3 separate regions of the Homo sapiens genome follow, and all the other regions are linked to region 3. A link is a loop called in an ENCODE intact Hi-C map of the cell type or tissue named here. Cell type or tissue: IMR-90. All regions are shown on one strand. Each heading gives the region's core, and the rest is flanking DNA. Links, peaks and the distances in the headings are about the cores only.

Region 1 (8,483 bases), core at 322-8,321, 64 kb after region 3:
AATTTGGGTTTGCAGACTTTAGTTTTTGCCAAGCTGGTGAATAACCAATGGTATCTTATTTTGGTTGTAAATTATATTTCTCTGTTTGCTAAAATGAGAAACTTCTATTCATGTTTATTGTTCATTTGGATTTCTTTTGTAAGGTGCCTGTTCAAATTTTGCCCATTTTCTATTTGTCTTATTGATTTGTAGGATTTCTTTGTATACTCTCAGTTTGAGTCTTCTAGCTTACCCCTTCACTTTTTCATGGTTCCTTTTGATCAATCAAGCTTCTTAATATAATCAAATGTATCAGGCTTTTCTTTCATTCAATAATGCTCTTTTAACCTTTCTCCCAGCTTCTTCAGTGTTATGAAATAGAAAGTGTCTTAGTTTTGAAGTCAGCAATATCTGGGTTTGGATTCTGGTATAGCCACTTTCTAGCAATGTGAAATTGGCTAAGCAATGCTCACTAGAGTAAGTTGTCTAAGCCTTATGTTTGATATTCATTGTTTGTGCCTGGCATTATTATGTGTGCTTTGCATATATTAAACTGAATGCTAACAACAACCCTACGAGGTAGGTACTATTATCATTCCCATTTTAAAGAAAAAGAAGCTGAGATCAAGATAGGTGAGTAACTTGCTCCAGGTCAGTATGGTAGGTAGTGGTAAAGCCAATATTCAAAGCCTGGCACCTGCACTAGAGCCTGAACTCTCCTCCATACAGACTGTGCTTCTTCCTCAGAAACATGGGAATGAGAATACCTTTCTTTTAGAATTGCTGTGAGCAAAAAAATATGTATGGGAAAGGACTTCCCAGCATTTTTAGTACATAGCAGGTTTTTGTTATTTCTGTGAAATGTAGCAGAGTTGAGGAAACAGAACCGAACGGAACACAAACATTAAAGTCTCTTTGCAAAGTCATATGTATTTTTTTTTTTTACAGATAATTGTAGAGCAAATTGAATAATTCTTTTACCTTGTTCAGAACAATGAGTCTTTCTTCAGTATCTTTGGTGTAGGAGACAGATGTTCTCTGAACAACAGACTTAGTATTTTTCTGGTAAGAATAGAAAAAAATCAATTTCTTAGCTCAATCATATAGATTAATTTCTTAATGATCTTGAAGCGTATAGGAAAATATACCCTCATTTTAACCATGTGGCCTAAAAAGGGCCAGAGAAAACAAATAATAAAGCTTTGAATGGAAGTTGGCGTGAAAGACAAAATGCACCAGGCAATAAAGATAATTTTGCTTTAGATATTATAATAGGGAGAATTTTCATTTCTGCAGCAGAATGTGTCAAAGAAATGAAGGAGGCTTGGGGTTTTATAGAGGCAGGTAAACAAGGGAGTCAAGGGGAAGGATGGGGGGGGTCAGTTCTTGGATATGCCAAGGGAGGTGGTTCCTTGAAGTTAACTGTTTCTCACAACATAAAAGGTTTTTTTTTAAAACCATTGCTTTTTCCTGGGAGCACAGGGCTCTGGAAATTTTCAACAATGTCACTGCCTTTAGGAAAGCTAAGAAAAATACGGAATCCTCTACTGTGACAGCAAGGATATGGGTCAGTATCCAGGCAGTGACAATGGTCAAAGCAAATGTGTAACAAACCTAATCAGGAGCCTAATCCCCTAAAGAGATGAGGAACCCAAAATCCAAAATGATTTATAACTTTAACTTAAAGACGGATAGTTCACTGGCCACCGACCAGCTCTTTGCACTTGATTGTAAATCAAGAAATTCAATTAAATATTTGCTCAGCATCTTTTTTTTTTCTAGCAAGTTCTTTATTTTAATTTTAACTTGAAATCAGTGCATTATATTAATAACTCCATTGGTCGTTTGTCTACTTAACAATCTTTGATGATCTTTCCCATAGTGAAATGATCCTATAAAACCATTGACAGGTTCTAAGATTTTTCCTTTGTCTACCCATCCCTACTAACTAGAAATACATTTCTGGGAAGTAGTCTAACAATAATTTCAGTTTTGAAAAGGGTCATGGATGGTAAGGAGACTATATTGTTTAAAGGCCTTTATTGATCCTTTTATAGATTTACTGGAAGTTGAAAACTAGCACAAAGAGGTCCCCTGTACTCCTTCACCTAGTTCTCCCTCATGGTGACATCTTACTAACTATAGTTCAGTATCAAAACATAGAAATTGATGTTGGTACAGTTAATAGACTATTCAGATTTCATCCATTTTACATTGTTCATTTGTGTGTGTTAGTATCTTTAATGCGCCAGACATTGCTTATACTCTGGAATGGAATGTGGTGATACAGACAGTTCTTCAAAACACTTTACACTTTCTTGGGAGGTGTTTGGTTTTGTTTTGTTTTGTAATGTGGCCTCAATTCTCAAACCTGCCTTTAAGATTTCTCCACTTGTCTTAGAGAGTCAAGAATTAAAGTATTCCAACTGCAGTGAATATTAATTAAAGAATAAATATATTAAAGTGGGTTGGAGGCAGGGGAATAACATGTCACTTGTCACATTGAGCCAGCTAGTTAGAATTCTCCTGACGGATGCAAAGGCCTAGGAAGCTTAAGTTCCTAGATAGCTGAGAATCTTTGCCATGAGTGAAAACAATAAGGAACATCACTACCTGGTTGGAATTGCCAAATTTGGCCAGGCGGATCAGTCCTTTCAAATCTAAGTCTCTGTGTTGGTCATTTTCCTTCCAGCAAGGAAGATCCATTATTTAACAGGTATACAATCTCCAGGAAAACCTATGAAAGGTCTGTCAGTATCTTCTGTGCTTTTATAACACATTCATAACACACACACAAAATTACAGTTAAAGTTTCACAAAATACATACACTTATGGGGATATGCTTATTTATTCTTTCATTCATTTTTTTAAAAATTGGTGGTTATTACCTGGTAAATCAATTTCAGGACCGTTGTTTAAAAGAAAAGTCAGTTCAAACAGTAGTAAGAATTGTTAGGTTGGTGCAAAAGTAATTGCTGTTTTTGCCATTAAAAGTAATGATAATAACAGCCTAAAAGTTTTCATAATAAGAGCTACAATTTACTGGCTACCTATTATGTGGTAGGTGATTTTCCAAGAAAATGACCAGTCATAACATTCTTGGGATTCATTCATTCAACACATAGTTATTGTGCTCCTATTTGCTAGGCATTGTTCTAGTTGACAGAGCAGTGACCAAAGCAGGAAAAAAAAAAATTCGCTAATGGAATTTACAGTCTAGCAGGGAGAATGTTTAACAGACACATGAGAAAATCATATTTCATGTCATAGGATGTAAGTACTATGAAGATAAATAATTAGGGAAGGGAGATAAGGAGTACTGGGATGCTAGTTTAAGTAAGATGGTCATGGCAGACTTCTTTCACAAGGTGATATCTGAAGGAGATGAAAGAGAAAGCCGCAGGGATACTGGGTGGAAGAGAAATCCTGGCTGAAGGTGTAGCAAGAGCCAGACCTTGAGGCAAGACACATATTGGAGAATTCAAAGGATAGGACAGTGGAGTTATGATTCAAATGCAAAACAATAGACTCAGGACATTGAGCTCAGGGTCAGACTTAGAGGGTCCTGAACACAGGTCTAGCTGACTCCAAAGTCAGTGCACTTTTACAAATAACCACATGTGCTACTGACTGCTCATCTACTATGTGTCATTTTCCAAACTCTTGCTCTAAATATTTGATGGCCATCTAACGTTTTCTGGTTAACTAAAAGAGTCAAATTACCCCTGCTAGAAATCACATTTCAAAGGAAATTGTCAACAAAAGAAATACACTCAGGACTACAAGCTTTCCAAACATTAATAAGAGGCAAATATGTCTAGTGCATTACTGTTTCAATTAATTAAATGATTAGTGAGATAGCACTGGAGAATCATTTTCACTATAAACGAAATATTTTTTAATCTAGTGTAAGCAGTAAAGTCACTAGAGAGGAAAGTAATTTTTCCAGTTTCCTGATTTAAAAATTTCTTTCTTTACGATAAAACGTGATAGCACCAGAGAGCCTTTGGCATGGCATTATGCACTGTGTAGACCTGATACCCTGAAGCTTTGTATTTCATGTTACCTTTATGAGGCGGAAAGTCTTCACACTGGCCAGATATGTGCTTGTGAAAAGGTTGGGTAAAAACAGTGCAATCATTACAGTGGTTTTTTCCCGAATGGGTTTTTTTTGTTGTTTTTTTTTTTTGCTCATAACTGGTCCTTTGGTGCCCTCTGGTGATACAGCTCATGAAAACAAGTACTAGATCGCTAATTCTCTCTCTCACACTATAGTATTGCCATCTAATGTACACAGTTTACAACACCAAAATGCAGAAAGAAAAATTACCCACAAGAATAATTGTACACTTATCAGTTTATTTAGTCTTGCCTCACATAAAAATTGCTAAAAGCTTTGAGTTGAGAGTGGTAATGTAAGAGAAAGCAATCTCTAACTTTGTGGGGTTTTTTTTTTGTTTGTTTGTTTTTTTAGTTTTTAGAACATGAGACACCTTCTCACTCTGTCACCCAGGCTGCAGTGTAGTGATGTAATCTGCACTCACTCTGGCCTGGACCTCCCAGGCTCCAGCAATCCTCCCACCTCAGCTCCTTGAGTAGCTGGGAACACAGGAAGGCGCCACCCCGCCCTGCTAATTTTTGTATTTGTAGAGATGAGATTTCACTATGTTGCCTGGGCTGGTGTTGAACTCCTGAGCTCAAGTGATCCACCCACCTCAGCCTCCCGAAGTGCTGGGATTTACAGATGTGATCCACTGCACCCAGCAGCAATGTCTAACTTCATAAACTGAGACTATGCTAATCAGTGACAAAGAACAAAATTTTTAAATTTCTAATAGACTAACAAATAAATCAGTCTTACCACTTCTCTGTGCAGATTGCCAGTAAATCTCCTTTCATTGAAACAAGGCAAATAAATTAAACATGGTGAATAACCCACTGACAGAAAGCATGGTATTTTTCTGGGCAATCTGAACTACAAATTGGCTGACAACAGGAAACAGTATGGCCCTACACTACATGATTTTCTATCATTAAAACTATGGAAATATTTTCCTTGTCCTCATGTCCTCATAGATATGTCTCTTTTAAATAGCATAGAGCTGGATTTTTAAAATCCAATCTGGTAAGCTATTTAAATTTAAATTGGTGGTTATAGTGATTAATAATGTAGTTGGGCTTGTTTTGCCCCTCTTATTCATGTATAATGTATTTTTATACTTGTTTTGTTCATATTGTTTTATTTTGAATTAATTGAATCTTTGTCTTTATTTTATTATTTTGTATTCATTGATTTAAAAAATTTTATGTTAACCTTGAAATACTGTCATGCAGATTTAATAAATTCTTAAGCTAATGATTCTTACTAGTTAAAAATGTAAAGTATTAAGAATGTGAGCTCCACGAGAGCTGGGATTTTTGTCTTTGTCCATTGCTGTATTCCCAGAGTCACAGGATCCTTGGGGTGTTGTCGCTTTTCCAGCCAGAAACCTCTGTGGCTGCTGGTGCCTTTGCCCAAGTTTTGCTCAGGCCTGCTGGGCTCATTCTGCCCACTTAGCCTGGCAGGCTGTGCTCGACTCGCGTTACTGGCCTGGATCCCTCACCTGCCAAGGGCAACCCCAGTGCAGAGTATTGAGTGGTGTGTGAGCAAGCGAGTGTGGGGTTCAGTCACTGCACACACTGAGGTACGCCTGCTGTGGTGGGGTGGACAGCTCCAGGTGTTGGCAAGGGTGCTGGCTCCCTGCTAGACTGTGGCTGGACCAGGCATACCACAAGCATCTTCCATGGCTGGCACGGGGGAACATGGTGGTGTCCACAAGCTTGGAGATGCCAGGAACTGCAGACCCCCAATGAGGGCCTCACAGCCCTGGCTTGGGAGCTCCTAGATCTGGGCTCCTCGAAAGGCTGCAGGTCTTCTCTTTTTCTCTCTTCTTTCCTCCTTGTTGCCTGCAATGTGGTGAGCAAGGGGCATGTTTCAGCCCTGCTTGTGTTACAGCTCTTTCAGCCCTGCCATATTTGGCAGTTCCTGAGTTCTTGTCCCATGTCCAGAAAGAATGAGGTATGTGGACAAGTGGAGAGTGAGCAAGGCAAAGAGATGCTTAATTGAGGGACAGAGCAGCTCAGAGGAGACCACAGAGGTAGCTCCTCTCTGCAGCCAGGTCAACCTGTTGTCTGCAGCCCTCAGTGGAGAGGAGGCCCAGAGTTGGTAGCTCCTATCCACAGGCAAGTTGTCCCATCCTCTACCCAAGCCTGGCTGAGTCTGGGGGTTTTATGGGCTTTAGAGGGGAGATACTGCATGCTGACTGGTCCGTGGGCAGCCGTGGGCAGGCCCAGAAAAAGCACCATAAGTTTTCTATCCAGTCTGCAGAACTGATAACCTGACCCCCAGGCTTCACTCTGTCCCTGGCTTGAAGGTGGGGCTTCGCTGGGTGACCTGCTCCTTTGTGCCCAGGAGTGTGTCTACCTCCTGCCACCATCAACCTGCCATGCACAGTGCCCAGGCTGTTTGTGCCAAGGGGTGCCTGTAGGCCCTGCACTGAGCTGCTCTCAGCCCCCACCTCAGCCTCCCTCCTGTGCTTGTCAGTGCCCAAAGTCGGATGGGGGCTGAGGTGGCAGGGGCCTGGCATGTCAGCACTGCCTCAAGCACACACACACACCCAGCTAGGTTGTGACAGCACCCAGGCTCATCCTCAACTTTACTACAGAATAGGAGTGGGTGCCAGAAGCAGGGAGAGGCCAGGCATTGGGAGCAGGCAATTCCAAGCCTGAGGGGGCAGGAGGGTTTCCTGGGCTCTGGAGAGCACAGGTGTTGGGAACAGGCCCCCAAAATCCGGCCATAAACTGGCCACTAAACTGACCATAAACAAAATCTCTGCAGCACTGTGGCATGTTCATGATGGCCATGACACCCATGCTGAAGGTCATGGGTTTACTGGAATGAGGGCAAGGAACACCTGGCCTGCCCTGGGTGGAAAACCACTTAAAGGCATTCCTAAGCCACAGACTAGCATGAGCAATCTGTGCCTTAAGGACATGTTCCTGCTACAGATAACTAGCAAGGCCCATCCCTTTATTTCGGCCCATACCTTTGTTTCCCATAAGGAATACTTTTAATTAATATATAAACTATAGTAACAATGTTTATCACTGGCTTGCTGTCAATAAATGTGTGGGTAAATCTCTGTTTGAGACTCTCAGCTCTGAAGGCTGTGAGATCCCTGATTTCCCACTCCACATGCTATATTTCTGTGTGTGTGTCTTTAATTCCTCTAGCGCCGCTGGATTAGGTCTCCACGCCTGAGCTGGTCTCGGCAAGTGGCGCCCAATATGGGAGGTTTGAAACCAGGTCAAAGGGTCCCCGGAGTGATGGTTGGAGAATGTGGAACTATGCTGGAGGACACCTGAGTACTCTTAAGCAATCCCTATGGTGAGTAAGAAGGGGAGCTCGGAAGCATCAGTGTAACAATGGGACAAGTGTGGGCTCTGGTTCGTTCCACCTTGGAACCTTTTCACACTGATGATGAGGAGAAAGGAGAGTATAATGAAGTAACAGAAGAAGTAACAGAGCAAGTTTGTTTGCCTGCTAAAGCTAAAGTGGCAAAGGAGGGAGAGGTTTATCCCTATCCTTCTGCACCCCCTCCTTATTTTGAAGAAAAAGAGTGGCCTGACCCTCCAGATCTTTCTTTTCTGGAGGATGCTGGGCAAAAAGTGATTGCCCCAGTGACTGTTCAAGCAGCGCCTCAAGCGATCGCTCTCAGTTCTATTCAGGCAGGAATTCAGCAAGCTAGAAGAGAGGGTGATTTAGAGGCTTGGCAGTTCCCTATTAGAATACACCCCCCAGATCAACAGGGAAATATTATAGCTACATTTGAGCCTTTTCCTTTTAAATTACTCAAAGAATCTAAACAAGCTATTAATCAATATGGACAAGGTTCTCCTTTTGTAATGGAACTGTTAAAGAATGTTGCTGTTTCCAGTCAGATGATTCCTACTGACTGGGATGCTCTTGCTCAAGCTTGTCTAACTCTTACTCAGTTCTTACAATTTAAAACCTTGTGGGCAGATGAAGTTTCCATTCAGGCTGCTTGTAATGCCTAGGCCCAACCTCAGATTAATATAACTGCAGACCAACTTTTAGGGGTCGGCGGCTGGGCTGGTTTAGATGCACAAGTGGTCATGCAGGATGATGCCATAGAGCAGCTTAGAGGAGTGTGCATTAGAGCTTGGGAAAAAAATCACTTCAGGAGGAGAACAATACCCTCCCTTTAGTTCTGTCAAACAGGGACCAAAAGAACCATATGCAGATTTTATAGCGCAGTTACAGGAGTCTCTTAAAAAGGTGATTGCAGATTCAGCTGCTCAGGATATAGTGTTGTGGTTATTAGCTTTCGACAATGCTAATCCCAATTGCCAGGCTGCTCTGTGACCTATTAGAGGGAAAGCACATTTAGTTGATTTTATCAATGCCTGTGATGGTATCGGAGGTAATCTGCATAAGGCTACT
Region 2 (8,483 bases), core at 322-8,321, 240 kb before region 3:
TTTGAAATGGGTAAGTGGCAAATAGCTGCAATACAGAAGGATAGTATTATTAACCTATCTGAGGTAACCATGTTTTGAATAGCAAAATATATGTGCTTGTAATTTTTTAGGCTACTAAAAAGCTGTAATATTGACTTAATGTCAGTGGATAAATGAGAGAAGAATATCTTACTGCCCTGAAATTATGGGGCACCTTGATTTAGAGAAGAAAAATAAAAACAACAGCAAAAACTCTGTTTCATGAACACAGCTGCATTCAGAGCCCTAACAGTATAAAAAAGATGAATATTCATCTTGCTCTTAATGAACTTTCCAATTGATTGAGGTAAAATGTATGCCTGAAACATATCAAGTACAAATATGTATATAAACTTTTTTTAATTATGAAAAAAGAAATATTGCTTCATTTACATATCTTTATTGATACAGGAGATTTTTCTTTTTAAACTGATATTCAAGGTAATTGATACTTGGTTCATCAAAATAAGTTTTAGCAATTGCTTCTTAAAATATCTCCAAAGGCATTATTTGACTTAATACCAGATGTAGGGCCATTCATGAATATTATTTCTTGTTCTCTTCAGGAACAGAGGAGGTTTAGTTCCTAGGATTTTTCTTACCTATGATGTTCAATTTATTGATTCTTTCAGCCTTCCCTTTTTCTGAGTACTTCAAATGAGCCAGAATTTGGTAATTCAAATGATCGTTAGAATTGCTGACAATGAAGAATTAGTATGCTCTGAAGTTGGTCTGTAGTCCTTTGATTCAAAATAAAATTGTGCTAGTTCTAGTGCTTATAACTTCAGATGACACAGAATCATTTATAGTATTATTTTCTGATTCTTGGCTACAGTCTTAGCTGTAGATACAGTTTATGTTACTGTGATTAGCGCAGCATAAAGAAATGATAAAGTATTGATGGACTGAAAAGCAGTTTTCTATGTGACTTTAAAACTAAGTAATCAACATAATTGGTGATGAGTAGTATAGAGAATATTCTATTAACTTTCATTCAAATGGCAAAAAATATATCTGTAGATTATGAGGTAAGAAAAACATCTAGCTAATTTTATGATGGTGTTTTGATTTTTAATAATTGAAAGATAAAAAAATACACATCGATTCCCTATTCTTTTTAAAGAAATCAGTGACAGGTAGTAAAATGATAAAGTCTGTATTTCTCATAACATAACTAATACTATATTCAATTAATAAATGAAACCAATCTAAGAATCTTATAGTGTCCTGAAGTTGTTGGGGAATCATTTTTATCCCATGCTGGTCTTTGTTTATCTGGCAATTGTAAGGTAGTGGACAAAAATGGGATATAGAAACATCAGAGAAGAATGAGAATGACTAAGTTAGTGTTCTGAATGTTTAGAGTGGAGGTTTTATTTAGAAAGTGCAGTGAGGCACATACAGAATGGATTCATTTTTAATTAAAGCTCTGACATCATGAATTATACCAATCATATGTGATATTTTAATGTAACAGGACCACTTGTATGCAACAACAACAACAAAAACAAGGCTGGGCACAGTGACTCATGCCTGTAACCCCAGCACTTTGGGAGGCCAAGCCGGGGGGATTACTTGAGCCCAGGATATTGACACCAGCCTGGGCAACATAGGATAACCCCGTAACTACAAAATGAAAATAAAAATAAAAAGTTAGCTGGGCTTGGTGGTGCACATCTATGGTCCCAGCTACTTGGGGAGGCTGAGGTGGGAGGATCGCTTGGGCTTAAGAGGTCGAGGCTGCAGTGAGCATTGCTTGCACCACTGCACTGCGGTCTGGGCAACAGAGCAAGAACCTGTCTCACAAAAACAAACAAACAAACAAAAACGGCAATAAAAAAAACAAACCGCCGTTAACACATACTAAGTGCTTACCATGGGATGTATGACTTTACAATGGATTAAGTTCTCATCTATTTATGAAGTGTAATTATGAAGCAAGAGGTAGCTTGGTCACATTAACATTGCTAATAAGTCCTTAAGCAACTTCTACTACAGAAGTGCTTCTCTAATTTGTCCAAACCAACACAGCACTTGGTATTCTGAGTAGTTTCTAATCTTCCTGCCGCTCACCTTATATCCTTTTTTCCTGTTTTTGTCATCCAGTCAACCTGAAGATTAATGCAGCTTCTGTAGCCCTGATCTCCTGATTCCCTGTTCAACCCAATTTATATGCAGCCTGAGGCTACTCTGGAGAGATACTTTAACACCTCCTCCCTCGTGCCTGGGGCCTTATACAATCATCACAACCAGCATTGCTGCTCGCTTGCCCAGGCCTGTGAATGACACATGTTATTACTACTCTATTTCTACTTCATGAAATTAGGTAACTGGGTCATTTACTTGTGAAAGGACTGCCTGTAGTGTGATTTCTTTTAACTAAAACTTTCTTTGCGAGGACTCAAGTATTGTATTTGGCTGCTCTTTGTCTTTCAGAGATTGGATATTATGGGTATTATGTTAATTTAAAAAGGACATTCATTCATTTAATAAATATGTCTTGTGCATCAATAAGTACATAGTAGAAATCCAGTCCTAAATGCTGTGGATATAACAGTAAACAATATAAACAAAGTCCCTGCCTTTATATTCTAGTAGGAATAGTGAGAAATAGACAGATGAGATAGGTAGATAGATAGAAGATAGATAAATGAAAGAGAAATAGGAGAGAAATGGATGATGATAGAAAACAGATTAGATGGATGGATAGAGAGATACTAGATTGGATGGATGGATGGATGGATGGATGGATGGATGCATGGATGGATGGATGGATGAATAGATAGATGATAGATAGATGGATAGATAGATAGATAATAGAAAAGAAAGGAAGAAAAAGAAAATAGATTAGGTGGATGGATAGATACAGATTAGATTAGATAGAAGGATAGTTAGCTAATAGATTAGATGGATGGGTGGGTGGATAGATAGATACAAAGATAATAGATTACATGAATGGATAGATAATAGATTAGATATATTGACAGATGAATAATATAGATTGGATAGATGGACAGTTAGGTAACAGATTAGATGGATGGATAGATGGGTGGGTGGATAGACACATAGATAATAGATGAGATGGATAGATAAATAACAGATTAGATGAATGGGTGGAGGAATGGATAGTTAGATGATAGATAGATAGATAGATAGATAGATAGATAGATAGATAGATAGATATGATATGATAGGAAGATAGATAAACAGATATATATCAAGTATTGTTGACTGCTGCAAAAGAGAACTAAAACAGGATAAGAATAATAGAAAGTAGCAGGGAAAGAGTTGCTATTCCATATAGTGTGGTCAGGAACATCTCCTTGATAAGACAACATTTCATCAGAGACCTGAAGGAAGCAAAAGAAAAACACATGAGCTTCCACACAGCAAAAATACTATCATCAGAGTAAACAGGCAACCTACAGAATGGGAGAAAATTTTTGCAATCTATCCATCTGACAAAGGGCTAATATCCAGAATCTACAAGTAACTTAAACAAATTTACAAGAAAAAAAAAACCATTAAAAAGTGGGTGAAGGATATGAACAGACACTTCTCAAAAGAAGACATTTATGCAGCCAACAAACATATAAAAAAAAAGTTCATCATCACTGGTCATTAGGGAAATGCAAATCAAAACCACAATGAGATACCATCTCACGCCAGTTAGAATGGCAATTATTAAAAAGTCAGGAAACAACAGATGCTAGCGAGGCTGTAGAGAAATAGGAACACTTTCACACTGTTGGTGGGAGTGGGAGTGTAAATTGGTTAAACCATTGTGGAAGACAGTGTGGCGATTCCTCAAAGATTTAGAACCAGAAATACCATTTGACCCAGCAAACCCATTTCTGAGTATATACCCAAAGGATTATAAATCATTCTACTATAAAGACACATGTACATGTATGTTTATTGCAACACTATTTACAGCAGCAAAGACTTGGACCAGCCTAAATGCTCATCAGTGATAGACTGGATAAAGAAAATGTGGTACATGTACACCATGGAATACTATGCAGCCATAAAAAAGAATGAGATCATGTCCTTTGCAGAAACATGGGTGAAGCTAGAAGCCATCCTTCTCAGCAAACTAACACAAGAACAGAAAACCAACACTGCACGTTCTCACTCATAAGTGGGAGTTGAACAATGAGAACACATAGACACAGGGAGGGGAACATCACACACGGGGGCCTGTCGTGGGTTGCGGGGGTAAGGGAAGGGAGAGCATTAGGACAAATATCTAATGCATGCATGTATGTGGGGCTTAAAACCTAGATGATGGGTTGATAGGTGCAGCAAACCACCACGGCACATGTATACCTTGGTAACAAACCCGCACGTTCTGCACATGTATCCCAGAACTTAAAGTAAAATTTAAAAAATGAAAAAGAAAAGAAAAACACACATAGAAATCTGGGAGAAAGGTAAGTTAGGGGCAAGGGCACACCAAATAAGACCAGTGCTTAGAGACTAAATTTTAAATTACCTATCTTGTTATGGATTTCATGTAAAGAAGATATTCTCTAGTAATAACTAAGAAAATGTGGGTGCCTATAGCAGCAGTGGATAACATTTTTCCCACGATATGAATACCCGGTAGGCCCCACAGCATGAGAAGATACATCTACAGCGTTGCAGAGAGCCTCCTCCACATGTTTAATGCCAAAGAGAAACTTTAAGTGAAGCATATTTCATTTCTTATAGAAAATGAAGATTTAAAACCCTAAAGAAAATTCTGATTCACTTGAAGAATCTGCTCTCAAATAATTGTAGTTGAAATCACATTCCCACCAGAGGTCAGCCTAACCACAGGAATGAATTGTTAATTGGCAAAGCAAACTGGTGTTGATTTTTTACAAAATATAATGCTAATGAAATTGTGGCTTAAATCTCTTTATTTCTTTATGTTGTTTTGTAGTAACTAGCTACTTGGGTGACAAACCATCATGGTTTGAGCAGATCCTTTAAGTGAATCCAATTTTTCTTCAGGTAAATTTTCCTTTTCTATTTGTAATGAAATATGCTTCACTTAAAGTTTCTCCTTTGGCATTAAACATGTGGAGGAGGCTCTCTGTAACTATGTTGTAAATGTACCTTACCACGCTGTGAGGCCATGTTATGTGCTCACATAGTGGAGAAAATTTTACCCACTGTTGCTATTGGCACCCACATTTTCTTAGTGGGGCTGAGGGATTTCCAAGGAGCAGGGAGGTGGGCCTTTCAGTACTGGAACCAGGAAAGTCCTGAGCTAATCAGGAGCAGCTGTTGACTCTATTGGAGTGACTTAAGCGTTTGCGTTTAGTCAGATTTTTGTTTTTTAATTTAGACAACCGGGCAACACAGAGTTCCGATTCAGAAGGTATAGGAAACTGAATTTTTAACAAGCTCCTTGACAATTTGGGTACAAATAGCCCTTGTTTCAAAAACACTGGTTACAAGATTTCCTATTTAAATTATCTGAAAGGGGGGATATGTTATATTAGCCTAAGAAGAGAAACACACATATTAAATACTAACTAAACAGAACAATATATTACTATAACCTTATTTTATCTTTTCCCAAAAAAATTGCTTTTACTTCATAATGAAGAAATTATTTATCCCCTATTAAACTGAGTTATTTATAAAAATACATATTTTATCCACCCTTTAGAAATAAAACTCAGTTATATAAAGTGTATATTAAATTATAATCATAATAATGATTATTGATTGCCTACCATACACTAGCTGTGTCCTAGCACATTTATATCCTTTCCTAATTTAATCCTTAAAATAACTCCGTAAAATAGGTACCATTTTTCACACTTCACAAATTAGGATACTGTAGCTCAAAGAAGTTAAGTAAATTTCTTGCACCACAAGCCTAGAAAGTGACAACCTGGAGCCCAAACATATGTCTATGGCTTAAAATTCATTTTCTTTTTTCTGAAACAACCATGGCAACTCCAGACTTTACCCTTTTTACATTTTTCAGTGTGTCTCTCCCCAGGCATTTGTGGAGAAGTTACAGAGGCCATCCTCGTTACTTACAAAGTGAATCCTTGATATATTTTTCCCAGCAGAAATAACCAGATACAGATTCTCTACCTCTGAGCAAAAGCTTCAAGCCAAACTCTCAAACTCGCTCATTTATTGTTCTCCATTGACTTAAGTCCAAGTGCTGTCACCTTTGAGATTTCAGATTTGAGTTATAAATTATCTCATTATTAGGCCTACAGAGAAAAAATTGGGTTTAAGACTGTGCTGAGTCAGATCTAAGTTAGTTTGGGGTGATAATGTGGACTATTATCCAGTTAGGATTGGCCCATGGATTGAAGGACTGCAGTCTCACCAAGAAGTGGGTCTAAACTAGGAAGGAAGTGCCAGTGGACTCCTCCTTGGAGTCTGTCTCTCATAGTTGACTACTCCATCCAAAATATCTCTTTCATTTTTCAGGTCACAATTCTCCTTGCATCCCACTTTATATTATACTTAGCTGTAATACTCTCCAATTCTGATTTTAATCTACTTTCTATTTTCACTAGGTTGAGGCTCTACTCCACTCACTCTTGGACTAGAAAATTTACGTTAGTCCTGTCCAGTCACATTATGGCTCAGAGAGTCACCATATTTTACATTGTACATGAGTTTATTTCTCTATGAAATGGAAATCTGGAAACATAATATTTTATCTGTTTTAACCATGCAACTAACCTCTGTATTTACACTGAGAGTTCTTCAAACTCTCAGAGGAGAGCTAAGGACATAATACTCTGCATTCCCCACCACCACTGGACTTTCATTTGTAAGTCACAGGCACCTGGGAAGTGTAGGCCTGTTGTCTGTGTTTCCTCCTCTTGCAGGGGTATGGGTTTTTTTTGTAATTCTCTCTGTGGTTTTTCTTCCCACAAGCCCAGCTAGAGAGTGAGACAGAGCCTCTTCTGCCCCTCACTTTCTATGAAAATCAGCACACTAAGCTTTTGGTATTAAGGGATTTACTGCCAGTTGATTCTGTTCACAGAGCACCTAGTGTTTGAGACCTTTGATTTGAAGTGGGCACGGATTTGTTGGATGCTTTTGGGAGCAGGCTGAAGAGTTGGGTTGAGACTGGTGATAGGACAAGTCTACACAGTAGACTAGTGGTGTGTAAAGTGAGACCCACGAATGGCTGGGTTTCCAGAGATCATTTACATAACATCACATTTTTTCACATAAAAATACTAAGGCATCATTTGCCTGTGTTTTTCTCTTATTCTTTCACTATAGTTTTCTAGAGGGCTCATGTGCGTGATATCACCACAGATTGAATGCAGAGCAGATAAGAGACTTCAGCAGTGATTTTCTATTAAACCATTCATTAGAGAGATTTCAAAAATGTTAAATAACATTGCTCTTCTCACTAATTTTTTTTATTTTGGCAAATACAGGTATTTTTCCTAGAAAACGTGTTATTTATGTTAACTTGCAATGAGTTAATTAGTGTTGTTTTTATAGAGATTTAGTAAAATTTTTAAATTATTAGTTTTAATTTCTAATGCCATAAATTTCAATATTACCCAAATAAACCCAAGCTCTTTGGGGTCCTCAATAATTTTTTAAATTGTAAATCATACCTTTTAATTATATCTGCTTTTTCATCTAATTGTTTGTTATAATATAATTCTCTTAATAATTGAATTATGTTTGCTTACATGTCTTCCCCCTCGATGGACCATAAATTTCCTGAAGAAATAGTCCATGTTGTTTCATCCATGTGTTTACTTCCCTAACAGAATCTCTATTACAATGCCTGAGGCACAGTTAACACCCAATAATAATTATTGAGTGAACAAATAAATGGGCAAATATCCCCCGCCTTAACTTCTTGCTCGAATGCTAAGCCATCTTCTATCAAGTGGATATTCTCCCTCTGAAGTTATCTGTGACTCAACATGTCCCCATCTTCTGCTCTATTCTCCAGCTTCCATAACGTGATTTAGTAACATCATCATGAATCAATCAATATCTCTGTCTCTCTATCATTCTGTCCTGCTCTTCTCTCCCCATGTTCTCACTCCCACATGCAGACACACACATGTGTACACATGTCACACACATACATACAGATGCACTTATTCCTGGAACACTCTTATTTTCAGTTCAAGTCCCAGCCCAAAGTCACTTATCCATTACAACAGCATTATAATTGTACCAACATCCATTTTTATTAAATTGGTGCAAAAGTAATTGTGGTTTTTGCCATTATCTTTAATGGCAAAATTAATTAAAGATAATGGCAAAAACCACAATTACTTTTGCACCAACCTAATATATTATTGCTCCTGTTGAATTGTGAATCATTTAATTGTAGAGTTCTTATTTTACTCTATTTTTAAATTTTTTCTTTAGCTTTTAAGTTCAGGGGTGCATGTGCAGGTTTGTTATATAGGTAAACGTGTGTCATGGAGGTTTGTTGTACAGATTATTTTATTACC
Region 3 (8,483 bases), core at 395-8,394:
CAGCCTCGACCTCCCAGGCTCAAGCAGTCCTCCCACCTCAGCCACTGTAGTAGCTGGGACTACAGGCATGAGCCACTGTGCCCAGCCCTTTAAAAAAATGTCTGGTAGACATCTAAAGGCTCTAATTGACTTTTTTTATTCCTAATATTCCAAAAAACAAAACCACAGGGATACATTCAAACAGCAAGGTTGCTAATGTTCAGCATAATGGCGACATGTTCCTAGCCCTAGAACAGGGTTGTTGAGGATTATTTGTATACAGTGAATACAAACTAAGAAAAGTCATATACCCATAAATTTGAAGGCCAATGATGGCTGATAAAGGGAAAGAGAAAAAAGTATGCAAGTTGTCACGGTAATATATTCACTATTGCATTTAAAACACTACTGAAAACATAATCCTCATTTTTTTTGTTTTGTGAAATCTCGTGAGAAAAAAAAATAAAGGCAAATGGAACCCTTAGATGTTCATTTGGTCTCTTGCCATACTACCAGTATGATGGAACAAAAGAGTAATTTCTGCTAGCATTGTGATAATCCATCAAAAAGATATTTAGCCACAAAAAGGGTCATTAACTTAGACTGCATCCAGGTTCTTTGGAGAAAATCACTAGCTTTCCCCAGAACACAGAACAGCCTTTCTCCTAAAAATTGAGTTACATCAAACATCACATATTGAGATCTGCCCTAACTAGAAATTGCTTTAGGTTAAATGAGCTCTATTCGTATATATATGTTGTCCAGAAAAACTTGGCTGAAAGCTGGTAGTTCTGCATATATAAGAGTTTAAAAAATAGATTTCTTAAAACCATTAAAATTCTTGCTATATGCCAAGAAATTTTCTACACAGTTTATTAGAATGAAATGTTAGGAATTTGGTTTTTTGTTTTCTTATAAACCCAGCATTTCTTTAATGGATCGTATCTTGCCCAACCTAAGTCCATGTACTTATCTCCCGGCTCTCGAGAAGGTTACTTGACCAAAACTAGCCAAGAAAGATATTTCTGGGACTTCTGCTGGAGTTTTGGAAAAAGTGCTCTTCCTCTGCAGGGGGAGGCTAAGATAGCAAGATCTAAGCTTAAAGATGCTGGAGGTATAACTGACAGTAAAGAAATAGCTCGCCTAGGAATTCAGCCAATAAAAAGAAATGCACAGCTGAGATTTGAAAAGGCAGCATCACGGTACCTTCATTGGAGCACCTGGATCTAGTTAGTTGCACCTGAAGTAGCTGATCTGACAGTAATATAGATTTGACAGTAATATGAAGTAATAAAGTCATTTTTGCTGTTGTTAATCAAATCAATTTGAATTGAGGGCTTCTCTCACTTGTACGGAAAAAAAACCCCTGATATATTTATATTTTCTGGAGTCCTTGTAAAGAGAAATTATGAAGCGGGTATCATTATCCCTTCTGTACAACAGATGAAGAAACAGAGACTGAAAGAAGGTAAGGAATTTGCACAAGATTATACATCTTGAAGTGGAAGTACTGAGATTCCCACCCAGGTTTTTTGCCCTGCAGTGCCTCTCAGGTTATTATTCAGATGTTAGTGTTGAAACATGGATAATTGCCTGGTTTAACCACTGTCCTCTGAGGTAGCCACACCCTGTGATCTACAGTGTACATTTGTGCCCTGTGTGGGTTATAAATAGCCTTTGGCTAAATAGTGGAGTATGTCACTGGGCCAAAGCTGATGTGCCTCACCCAAATCTTCTATGATTAAGAATTTGTTCTAACCATCTCATTTTAACTAACCACATATTTGAAAGACTATTGAAAGGGAAACCTTTCAATGACATCATTTTGAAGATCCAAAGCATGGGACTACATTAGAAGTGAAATGATACCACAGTGATCTTTCCAGTACTTCCAGCATAGCAATTTTTTTTTTTTTTTTTTTTTTTGAGATGGAGTCTTACTCTGTCGCCCAGGCTGGAGTGCAGTGGCACTATCTGGGCTCACTGCAGCCTCCATCTCCCAGGTTCAAGCGATTCTCCTGCCTCAGCCTCCTGAGTACCTGGGATTACAGGCGCATGCCACCATGCCTGGCTAATTTTGTATTTTTTAGTAGAGACAGGGTTTCACCATGTTGGCCAGGCTGGTCTTGAACTCCTGACCTCAGGTGATCCGCCCGTCTCGGCCTCCCAAAGTGCTGGGATTACAGGCATAAGCCTCCGCATCAGGCCCTGCATAGCAATTTGATCAGCATTCTTATACACGTGTATGAATTAATAATGATCATTTCTTGAGGTAAAATATATGATTTACCCTGGAACATGGCCAATTGGCTAATAAAATTGGGGTCTAGGAGGACCCTGTTTAGGATTCTAAGATTATAGTTTCTTTAACAACATAAGTACTGCCTTGTGTGCATGCATTTCAAATCTATTTTAACTCCAGTTATGAATTTTAGAGAAAAAAATTATATTTTAAACATGTTCTTATTAGACTTATAAATTTAATACTTTTTATATAACATGAGCAATACTAGTACATAGTTCACCTTTCTCCAGCAGTTTACACAGTCAACTTAGTACTCTTCCTGCTTCCATCTCCCAGCTCCCTACGATCCCATAGAATATGAGCAAAGGGGAGCCTCAGCACATGTCTGCTGGGGCTGCAGGAGTCACTCTGGTGACCACCACTCAGCCTCTGGCTAGTCCCTGCTAGCCTCTGGTGCTTCTATCCTGGAGGAAGGAAGATAAGCACTAGTCATGCACTAGCTGGTAATATTCCCATCTTCATACTTGCAGGCAATAATACAAACCTGGAAATTGGGAACCTGTCAGCTGTCTGGGGAATTCAGCATCTGGCTGAGTCCCCTCTCCCTCATCCCCACTGCAGCGAGGCAAGCAGGAGGTAGAATTTATTCTTCCACCTGTGTATAGAAGACAGAAAATGAGCTGGGCTTCATCTTTTCCTTGTTAAGCTTAATGGGATAAAATAATATGTGAAAAGGATACTACATATTCAACCTTGCTCTAATTTCAAATATCTTACCCAGTGTAGTAAAACATAAACTAAGTTCAAGTATTGCCTCTACCATAGATGTGTAATCTTGGACGATCTGGTAACCCTCCCTGCACCTCCACTTCCTTACCTGTAAAGAGTTCCATGATAAAAGTATCTACTTCACATGTTGGGAGGTTTAAATGCAATAATTCATATGAAGCACTCACTCGCCTGCACTGTAAGAGCTCAACAAATATTAGCTACATTGTAATTATTACTTTTACTTTGTTATTTAAGTTAAATTAGAATCTGTTGCATGCCAGGCACTGAAATTTTACTGTGTGCTTGTCTAGTGAAATGTCCAACTTCCAATAGTACCATACTCACTGCCTACTGTAGACATGTAACTATATAAAGGAAATCAATCAGCCCCCCTCTGGTGTTAGGAAATATATCCATTTCTATAATCAGAATTCATAACCAATGTTATATATAAAACAAATGATGTATTTTTTGCTCCATGGTATGAAAGATAGCTGTAACTTCTTAAGAAATGTACACATCACAAATATTCTGAGTAATTTCATCTTCCCAGGCTCCATAACAAAGTCACTCAATAGTTTGATATATCCTGGGAAGACAGCAGATATTTTGGGTTTTAGAAATAAAACATATCCCACACTGGCATCCATGGCTCCTGATTTAAGAAATCAAGGCTCTGGAACTGGGAACTCTTACCTGAAGATGTGATCGTGGCAATGATAATAAGAATAGTAACAGCAAATACATCTTGTTGTATATTACCGTAACCCTAACGCAACCCGTGAATTAACTGAAGTTGTACCAGTAGGGAAATGAAGACAACAAAAAGTACACGGCCACCTTAAAGCCTCGACATTTGCTCTGATGAGCATCTAGCAGCTGACATGCTGTATGTCCCAGGAAAATCAGGATAAGTCAGCAGAAAGTGGTAGGCAGGCAGGGCAAGGTCTTCAGAAGAACTAGTTGCTCTAGTTATGAGCCGTGTGAACTCAGGCAAGTTCCTTAATCCCTCTGAGCCTGTTTTCTCAACGATGAAAACAGGAAAATAGTTATGTTACAGGCCCATTGGAAGGGTGTATGAGAATATGCCCTGCATTTTTAATTTCCTTTTAAAGGCAGCCCCGCAACTGGTGAGCCCCTGATTTTATCCTTTTCAAAAACAGTAAACAAACCTGCCCCAGAGTAATTTTTCAAACTCCAGCTTACCGCTACCAAATAACTGCAGCTTACTGCTCCGCGTCGCAAGTCAAGATGTGGCTCCTTCATTCACACACATCTCTTGAGCGCTTCCCGTGTGCCAGGTGCTATAGGGCACACAACAGTGTGGGGATTACAGCAGCGAGCAGGCAGGTGAGGACTGTGCTGTCATAGTGTTAAACTCATCAGCTGACACAGTCGGGACTTGCAGCAAGTAAAATACCCAGTTTTTCAAGCAATCGATTTTCTCTCGATCCTGCACTTTGTTTTGCTCTTTCCTTTATCTAGTACCAGAATGTCAAATCAATAAAAAGTCGAGTGAAGCCTTTATTTGTCCACCAACCTCAGCATTAGTTTAATGTTTATATTCTCTCCTTGTCTTTCTCACTTGGACAATTCTCAAGCCTCTATTTTGCTTTCCAGTTACATTCTGGCTTCATTTTTTTTTTTTTTTTTTTTTTTTTATGGTAACTGCCTCCGAGCTTGGCTTGGTCACACTTTCTATGTAGAGTCCTTTGGGGAGCTCCCCCGCCTGGCCTCTGTCTGTAATATCACCAAAGGCAGTAATGGGCTTTGGCAGTGTTTTGCAAAGACCAACAAAGATGAATATCATTATACTGAGGTCCATGAAACCAAGATCAGATTTTTTTTGTGAATGGCAAGGGAAGGCAGACTGCACAAGAACACTGAAGGGACTGAACTCTTCAGCCTCTTGCATATTTATCACATGAATTTGGCAACTCATACATGGAGAGAATGAAAACTCGCTCCCCGAACAAGTGAGGAAACATTCATGAGGAACCGAATGGGGTCGACAGGTAAGCACGCTTTGCCCATATTTGACTTGTGGAGAGTCTCTTCAGTTTACCAACCTTGCTACTCAAATGAGCACATTTTATATGTACCTAATTTTTGTGCAATGGTTTACTGTAAAGAACATTTGCAGCATATGAAAGGGGCCTGGTCGTTTATTCTAAGGTTATATGAGATTATGTTGGAGGCATTCCTTGCCACATATGAACATCTCTAGAAAGGCAGCATTGCCTCTGGAGGAGGAGCACCTTGGTTTGAATCTTAACTCTCCTACTTTTCCTCCTGTGACCTCGGGAAGTTAATTAACCTTTCTATGCCTCCATTTCATAATTCGTAAAATGCGAATACTAATAATAACTATCTCAATAGGTTGTCAGAATGATTAAATATTAAATATGTCAGTACTTAAAAGTATTTGGAATAATGTCTAGCACATACTAAGTGCTTTATAAAAATTTGTTAAATAAATAAGTTTTGAAATAACAAAATATATGACAAGTAAAACCAACTGTTGAAGACCAAGTTGGAAGATGAAGCCTGGTACGTAGCTTGGTGTAAGAAACTCCAATAACATAGCTATATCCTAAGTTTAAATATGAATGGCCTCTCATTACCCACAAGAAATTAAAATTCAAAGGAATCCTGAGCATGTTCATAAAAGATATATTCATATTAACCAAAACTGAAAACAACTCAAATTTTCATCAAGAGGAAACAAACTAACTCTGGTACATTTACATAACATAATACAGTAGAACAATAAAAGGAATAAGCTACGAATATGTGCAAAATGTAGATGAATCTCAAAAACTTACTTTGAGCAAGAGTACGTTATATGATTTATTTTATATGAAGTTTAAAGTCAACAACATAAATATATGACTATTGAAATTAAAGGACATTGCTGCGGGGGATAGGATGAGTTGGAGATTTGACTAGAAGAGGAAATGTGGTAACTTTCCAGGAATATTGGAACATCATCTGTCTTTCAGTGATGGTAACATGGGAATACACATTTGGGGGAAAAAACCCTCAACAAATTTTTATTTAAGATGTGTGCAATTCTACACTGTGTAAATTATACTGCAATTAAATAAAAACTATATTGCAAAGATAAATAAATCTTCAGTTCTGGTAACGGCAGGCTAGTTAATTCAGAACAAACCTCCCATTGGAGACAATGATTTCTAGATGAAACATTAAACCATGCTTCTAGTTGCATCTAAAAGCTATAAAGAAAATGAGAAAGCATCAGACCAAGAATCCAGGACAAATAGAAAATCCAAAGAGGAGAGCATGGACTCTGGGACCACTTTTTTTTTCAGGTGCCTTTTTATTTTACTTTTTTATTTTTATTATTATTATTTATTTTATTTTAAGTTCTGGGATACAAGTGTAGAACGTGTAGGTTTGTTTTACATAAGTATACGTGTGCCATTGTGGTTTGCTGCACCTATCAACCCATCATCTAGGTTTTAGGTCCCACATGCATTAGCTATTTGTCCTAATGCTCTTGCTCCCTCACCCTCCAACCCCCCACTGGCCCCGGTGTGTGATATTCCCCTCCCTGTGTCCATGTGTTCACATTGTTCAACTCCCACTTATGAGTGAGAACATGAGGTGTTTGGTTTTCTGTTCCTGTGTTCATTTGCTGAGGATGATGCTTCCAGCTTCAACCATGGCCCTGCAAAGGACATTATCTCATTCCTTTTTATGGCTGTATAGTATTCCATGGCATATGTGTACCACATTTTCCTTATCCAGTCTATCATTGATGGGCATTTGGGTTGGTTCCAAGTCTTTGCTATTGTAAATAGTGCTGCAATAAACATCCATGTGCATGTTCTTTATAGTAGAATGATTTATATTCCTTTGGGTATACACCCAGTAATGGGATTGCTGGGTCAAATGGTATTTCTGGTTCTAGATCCTTGAGGAATCACCACACTGTCTTCCACAATGGTTGAACTAATTTAAATTTCCACCAAAAGTGTAAAAGTGTTCCTATTTCTCTGCAGCCTCACCAGCATCTATTATTTCTTGACTTTTTAATAATCACCATTCTGACTAGTGTGAGATGGTATCTCATTGTGGTTTTGATTTGTATTTCTCTAATGATCAGTGATGTTGAACTTTTTTCATATGTTTGTTGGCCGCATAAATGTCTTCTTTTAAGAAATGTCTGTTCATATCCCTTGCCTCCTTTTTGATGGGGTTGTTTTTTTCTTGTGAATATGTTTAAGTTCCTTGTAAATTCTGGATACTAGACCTTTGTCAGATGAGTAGATTGCAAAAATTTTCCCCCTTTCTGTAGGTTGCCTGTTCACTTTGATGATAGTTTCTTTTGCTGTGCAGAAGCTCTTTATTCTAATTAGATCCCATTTGTCAATTTTGGCTTTTGTTGCCATTGCTTTTGGCGTTTTTGTCATGAAGACTTTGCCCATGCCCATGTCCTGAATGGTATTGCCTAGGTTTTCTTCTAGGGTTTTTATGGTTTTGGGCTTTACATTTAAGTCTTTAATCCATCTTGAGTTAATTTTTATTTAAGATGTGTGCAATTCTACACTGTGTAAATTATACTGCAATTAAATAAAAACTATATTGCAAAGATAAATAAAGGAAGGGGTCCAATTTCAGTTTTCTGCATATGGCTAGCCAGTTTTCCCAGCACCGTTTATTAAATAGGGAATCCTTTTCCCATTGCTTGTTTTTGCTGAGACCACTTTTGCTCCAGGAACATTTGCTATGAGGAAGAGATGGCAGGGAGATAAAGCAATCCTCATACAGTCTCTTCAGGAAAGCGGAAATAAAAGTTGAAGAAACAGGCCTACCAAGATTGAGGACCATAGCAAATGGAATGCTGAACACTTAGACTTGACATCCAGAAGAGCTGAAATCTAGCAGTAAGAATGAGTAAGCCAGAAGTACATGAGCCCCTTCAATGTCTGCATGGGCAATAAAATTTTAATCCTTGAAATTGGATTAAGGTGATTCAAGATTGCTAGTGCCCATAGGCACCTAACAAAAAGAAACAATGCTCTCTGGAGGAAGGTAATGTTCTAGGGCCTAAATTTTTCTATACATGTTTTTCAAACAGGGTTAGGATTCATTCAAAAATAATAAGGAAACACACAGAAAGACACATCAATATGAATGAGAACTAGCACAAACAGATATAGACCCATAGGTATTTCAGATAGTGAAGATAAATTTATTTAGTATTTTATTAAGCTCACAAAGATAGAAGTCAAATTTTAACATTTCAGCAGAAAAGTGGAATCTTTAAAAAGAACATCACAGATTTAAAGCAAAAGAAAAAAATGAAAATGAAAAGAAAAAGAGAAACCCTAGAACTAGAAAACATAGTGTCTAAAATTAGTAACTCAATGGTTGGGTGTATCATCAGCAGATAGATGTAACTCATAGTTAGCACCTCTGAAGATGTCAGGAGAAACTACCCAAGATGAAAGAGACGGAA

The links. Hi-C counts contacts between places; a loop is a spot of excess contacts. Peaks named below come from ENCODE experiments on the same cell type or tissue, not always from the same donor. Only the 100,000 strongest peaks of a DNase experiment are listed, where the experiment ranks them.
Region 1: a loop joins it to region 3, with 2.9 times the contacts of the local background. A loop is called at or near these places in 13 of 110 quality-filtered maps.
Region 2: a loop joins it to region 3, with 8 times the contacts of the local background. A loop is called at or near these places in 13 of 110 quality-filtered maps.

What each region holds. Positions count from the first base shown.
Region 1 is chr4:176,336,954-176,345,436 of GRCh38, forward strand. No RefSeq gene overlaps it. Among named protein-coding and RNA genes, the nearest start is that of SPCS3-AS1, 21 kb to the left of the region's middle. In IMR-90, for the core only: a CTCF peak has its summit at 4,190 (motif pointing left); a DNase peak (open chromatin) is centred at 4,168.
Region 2 is chr4:176,029,870-176,038,352 of GRCh38, forward strand. No RefSeq gene overlaps it. Among named protein-coding and RNA genes, the nearest start is that of WDR17, 32 kb to the right of the region's middle. In IMR-90, for the core only: a CTCF peak has its summit at 4,824 (motif pointing right); no DNase peak of the experiment used is centred there.
Region 3 is chr4:176,273,028-176,281,510 of GRCh38, forward strand. It overlaps a transcript of ASB5 not described here. Among named protein-coding and RNA genes, the nearest start is that of ASB5, 8.0 kb to the left of the region's middle. In IMR-90, for the core only: a CTCF peak has its summit at 4,718; a DNase peak (open chromatin) is centred at 4,714; H3K27ac peaks cover 222 bases.